2 separate regions of the Homo sapiens genome follow, and region 2 is linked to region 1. The links are chromatin loops, found by intact Hi-C in ENCODE. Cell type or tissue: heart left ventricle. All regions are shown on one strand. Region 1 overlaps NCKAP5L (NCK associated protein 5 like). Region 2 holds the start of AQP2 (aquaporin 2).

The links. A loop is a pair of places that touch in the nucleus more often than their neighbours do. Peaks named below come from ENCODE experiments on the same cell type or tissue, not always from the same donor. Only the 100,000 strongest peaks of a DNase experiment are listed, where the experiment ranks them.
Region 2: a loop joins it to region 1, with 2.0 times the contacts of the local background. A loop is called at or near these places in 1 of 110 quality-filtered maps.

The regions. Positions count from the first base shown.
Region 1 is chr12:49,793,826-49,796,325 of GRCh38, forward strand. NCKAP5L (NCK associated protein 5 like) reads right to left here. Exons shown (of 13, transcript NM_001037806.4): 8 at 940-2,500; 9 at 1-71. Among named protein-coding and RNA genes, the nearest start is that of NCKAP5L, 33 kb to the right of the region's middle. In heart left ventricle, no CTCF peak of the experiment used is centred here; no DNase peak of the experiment used is centred here.
Region 2 is chr12:49,950,032-49,952,531 of GRCh38, forward strand. AQP2 (aquaporin 2) reads left to right here and starts at 706. Exons shown (of 4, transcript NM_000486.6): 1 at 706-1,159. The coding sequence starts at 800. It overlaps AQP5-AS1 (AQP5 and AQP2 antisense RNA 2), which reads right to left. Exons shown (of 3, transcript NR_110591.1): 2 at 1,888-2,057; 3 at 1,481-1,638. In heart left ventricle, no CTCF peak of the experiment used is centred here; a DNase peak (open chromatin) is centred at 1,081; H3K27me3 peaks cover 684 bases.

The sequences.
Region 1 (2,500 bases):
CCGGCTGGAAATCCCCGTACTCAGGCTTGGGCTCCCGCCAGCTCTTGGATGGCAGCTCCTTGCCATCCACCCTATGGGCAACAGTGCAGATATAGGTGAGGGTGGTCTTGCCTGCCCAGACATTCCAGCCTTGCACCCGCCAATGGTGCTGGGCTTAGGGAGGCACTTCCTGCCATCCACCCCCGGGGAAGGGGACATGTCGCTAGTGATTGCTCCCAACACCCTTCTTGACACTGGCAACAGGCAAGGACCTTAGGGAACCCCAGAGGAACAGAGGGCAGGGGAGAAGATGGGAGAACTCCCTGAAAGTTATCCAGGGTCAAGCCTAGAGACTGCTTGATGGTGATTCCAGGTAGACTGGCAGACCCGGTCACATCCTGGTCCATGAACGACACACTCCACCTGCTCTAGCTGAACTTCTGAGCACACCTGCGGTCCAAACCACGCACCCTACCTGGGGCCCAATTCCTGCAGACTTTCTGCCTCATCTGGCCCAGACAGAGCAACCCCAAGATGGGTGGATCCCTTCTTTAAACCACAACTCCTGTTGTGGCAGATGTCAAAGGGCAAGATGGGAAGAGGACTCCCCTTATCCCTTTCCTGAGGGAGAAGACCTTTATCAGCCCATAGTTAGGCTCTAGCCTTCACTTAACTATCACATGCAGGCTGCCTCATCTGGTATGGAGACCATCCAGGAAGATGTGGACTGTTAACTCTTCTCAAATGAGAAGCCAGCAATGAGGCCAAGCCCCTGATCTTTCCTCCAGGCCAAGTCACTGACCCCCCCACCAGCTGCTTTGGTGGCCTTCTATCCCTTTTGACCTCTGGGAAGCCCCAGCTCCCAGGAAAAGCAGGCCTAGCTCCAGACGCAGGTGTGCCCACGAAGGGAAAAGTGCCCCAAGCCCACCAAGCCCCTGTTGACTGATCCCAGGACCTCACCTGTTTAGCAGCTGCTGCATGAAGGTGTCTGCACCTTGGTACATGCCAGCCAGCTGGCCCTGCACCTGCCCCAGCCCCGTGTTGGGCCCTGGGGCTGGGCCACCAGGCCGTGGCCGGGCCCGGCTGCTTAGGTAGGCCTTCTCCTCTTCCAGTGCCCGACGCAGGTCTTCCGCCTTGGCCATCAGCTTGGAGATGTTGAGGCTCTCGGCCTCCAGCTTCCGGGCTTCCATCTTGACTTCCCTCCGGAGCGGGGAGCCCCCGCCAGCCCCCTCCTTGTTCTTGGTGGCCTCTGTGCGGCGGTTCAGCGCTGGCAGCTTGCTCTTCTTAAGGCCGAACCAGCTGGCGATGCTGCTGGTGTTGCGGTGCTTGACCTCGGCGCCAGGGGCTCGCTCCTGGCCCTGGAGCCGCAGCACGTTCTCCTCAATGCCCTTCATCACCTTCTCCTCGATGGCTGAGTGTGGGGCCAGCCCCTCAGGGCCCTGACTTGGGTCAGTGGGGCCAGGTACTAGGGGTGTGGACTGGGCCGTGGTACTACCACAGTCTGCCCAGGGAGGGCCCTTCCCTTTGTCAGGCTTGGGGGACTCCTTGGTGACTAGCGGAGCCCCAGGTCGAGGCACCACCTTGGTTGGTGACTTGGAAGGGAGCTTGGTGGGGCTGCTGTGAGGGCTCTTATTGGGCTTGCCCAGGCTTGGGGCTGAGGTTGGCACTTTGGCAGGGGTACGGGGTACCTGGGGGCACAGGGCCCCTGCCAGCCGGCTCTTGGCCAGCTCCACTTTGGTGAGGCAGCTCCTTGGTGAGACAGGCTCCAGGTCCACCCGGGCCCCCATGGAGTGAGAGGAGTAGACTCGGGCCCCGGGATCCCCCATAAGTCCAGGTTCCTGCTGCTTCAGGCTGTTTGTGCCCAAGGCCACTGCCCCCCGTATCCCCCCCTTGGCTTCTAGCTGCTCCAGTGGCCTGTGGATGGAGGGCACCATGTCTCCAGCACTCTCCCCTGACTTCCCAGGTCCCCGGGTCTTTTCGGTGCCAGGCCTGGCTGGCACCCCATTCTTCTCTGAGCCCAGGGCCCCCTCGGGGCCTGTCTTCAGCTTCCCCAGGGCCGCCAGTCTGTCCCGCAGAGGTGTGCTGCCAGGATCCCCAGGTCGCCGTCCTGACCCCTGGCTGGGCTTCTTGGATGAGTTGCCTGGGGTCCTGCGGCCGGGATGGGGAGACTCCGAGCCTGCCTTGTCCAAACTCTTCTCTTGGGGGCTCCCATAGGGGTACGATTCTGGGAGGCAAGGACTGGGGGGTACTCCAGGGCTTCTGAGGACCTCAGGGGCCTGTGGTACCTCCAGAGTTAGCTGTGGGTAGGTGGGCACCTGCAGTGGGGATGGAGGTGGCTCTGGGGAAGGCCCCCTAAAGGTGCTCCGAGAAAGGTCCAGAATGTTCTCATAGCAGGGAGACACCACTGGGCCTGGGGACAGCGTGGTGGACAAGGCTGACTGCGGGGGTCTGAGCTGTGTGGAGTCTGGGGTTGTGTAGCAGGGTGAAGGGCTGGTGGGCAGGCCTTGCGCCCCCTCTGGGG
Region 2 (2,500 bases), 160 kb after region 1:
AACAGGCTGATGCCAGAATGGACACCCTCAGCTTCCTCAGCCGCCCCAGGTTGACTCCATCACCAAGGGCCAGGGTCCCAGTGCCCCCAGGCTCTAGGAGCTGCTGTTTGGCTGGGGCTCCCAGGAGAAGGTGAAGCTTAATGATTTATGGGTGATTAGCTGCAAGAATGCAAGCACAGAAGACACAAACCTTTATGCCTTGGAAATTTGTCACAAGCCAACCAGTTGTTTTCCATCCCTGTGAAGCAGGAATAATTGGAGGTCTGACAGAAGAACTTCCCAGTTACCAGAAGGAGCAGCACTCATGTTCTCTCTTAGTTTTGTGTGAGGTGTTGCCCCTGCCTTGGTCAACAGTTTGAGTCAGAGAGATGGGGGCCGGGCACAATCCCCACCAGACGTTCCCATTCACAAGACCCTGTGGGGGCTGGGAGACGCCCTGGGGCAGCAGCCCTGGGGTAACCAAGGGAACAAACACGGAAAACCAGGGACGTCAGTCCTTATCTGGAGCTCATTAAATGGGGAACATTAGTCAGCTGTGAAGGCCAAGATAGGGTGATAGGCCTGTGGGTGGGCTGGGATGGGGCATGGGGGCAGAGGCCGCCATGGAGGAGAAGAGGTATTGGCCTCAACGACTCCACCTCCCCGCCACGTGCCCAGATCCGGGATGGAAGGACCCTATAAATGCCCACAACCCAGCCTCCCCAGAGGCCTTGAGAAAGAGAGCGATAGAGTGCGAGAGCGAGTGCCCGGAGCATCCTGGCCCTGAGACAGCTGGGCCAGCCCCGCAGGGCTCTGCAGCATGTGGGAGCTCCGCTCCATAGCCTTCTCCAGGGCTGTGTTCGCAGAGTTCCTGGCCACACTCCTCTTCGTCTTCTTTGGCCTCGGCTCTGCCCTCAACTGGCCACAGGCCCTGCCCTCTGTGCTACAGATTGCCATGGCGTTTGGCTTGGGTATTGGCACCCTGGTACAGGCTCTGGGCCACATAAGCGGGGCCCACATCAACCCTGCCGTGACTGTGGCCTGCCTGGTGGGCTGCCACGTCTCCGTTCTCCGAGCCGCCTTCTACGTGGCTGCCCAGCTGCTGGGGGCTGTGGCCGGAGCCGCTCTGCTCCATGAGATCACGCCAGCAGACATCCGCGGGGACCTGGCTGTCAATGCTGTGAGTAGCCACAACTTTGCCATCCACAAGGGGCAGGTCCTGGGGAATCCCTTGTAAAGGATGAGATGGGAGGGATGGGCTCTGGGTGATGTAGGGAGAGAGATGGAGACAGAGGCAGAGAGAGAGGCTGGAGCCAGGAACACAGCCACCATAGGAGGGTCAGGATGAAAGGAGCAATGATACCAGAGCAAAGCAGGATGCAGACAGACTGCTGGCTTCTTCCACCCTGACCGTCGTGCAGGAAGAGCCTCATCCAGGTTTCTGTTGGACTCAACGCCTACATTACAGTGAAGACAGGGCTATACCTCAGCAGGGGTTGGTGTCCCGAGCAGACATGCTTTCCAAGCTGCGGGGAGCCTTGGAGTGATCATCACAGGGTTCTCAAGAGAGAAGAGGGGCCCAGCATTTCTTCTGCTTTGAGGGTTTGCAGGTCCCGTGGCAGGTGCTCCTTACAGGCCAGGCACGGACACACCACAGCCCTGCAAGCAGCAATGGGCATACTCACTTCTCCAAACCTTGAGGAGGTCCCCGGAGCCCATAAGCTGGCTGCTGATTACATGATACAGGCGCTAACTGGGCCCCGTGGGCCCTTTGGGAGCTGAGGGTGGTGCCACAGTCCCTTCCCCCATGTCCCACCCACTTCCCCTCTCAAGTCTGTGTGGGCCCTGTGAATCCAAGGCCCATGAATGTGGAGGAATGACCTGTGCCCCCAACAGATCAACACTCACTCTGTACCCCCATCCTAAGCCAGGACAGTGAGTGCCTCTTTTGTGCTTGTTTCCGGTAGTTCCCGGCCTTTTCCATCCTTGAGCCACTGGACAAGAGTCCTGATGTCTTTGATGAGTCCCGCACAATCTCTGTGGGCGCCCCCTTCTCTGCACAAGTGGCCCTTCCTCATCTGTGGGACAGAGGTATCCCAATTAGGGAACTTCTCTGCTTTGTTTTGTTTTGTTTTTGAGATGGAGTCTCACTCTATTGCCCAGGCTGGAGTGCAATGGTACAATCTCAACTCACTGCAACCTCCACCTCAGGCCATTCTCTTGCCTCAGCCTCCCATGGGATTACACGCCTGTAATCCCAGCTAATTTTTGTATTTTTAGTAGAGACAGGACTCGCCACGTTGGTAAGGCTGGTTTCAAACTCCTAACCTCAAGTGATCCACCCGCCTCAGCCTCCCAAAGTGCTGGAATTACAGGCATGAGCCACCACACCCAGCCTCTGTTCTTTAAAGAGGAAAATATGACAAGGCTGGGGGCCAGGGGCCAAGGAAAGGCTAGGTGGGCAAGCAGAGGAGTGGGCTCATTTCCTCTGAGAACAAAATTAGTTCAGTTTGCAGCAAGA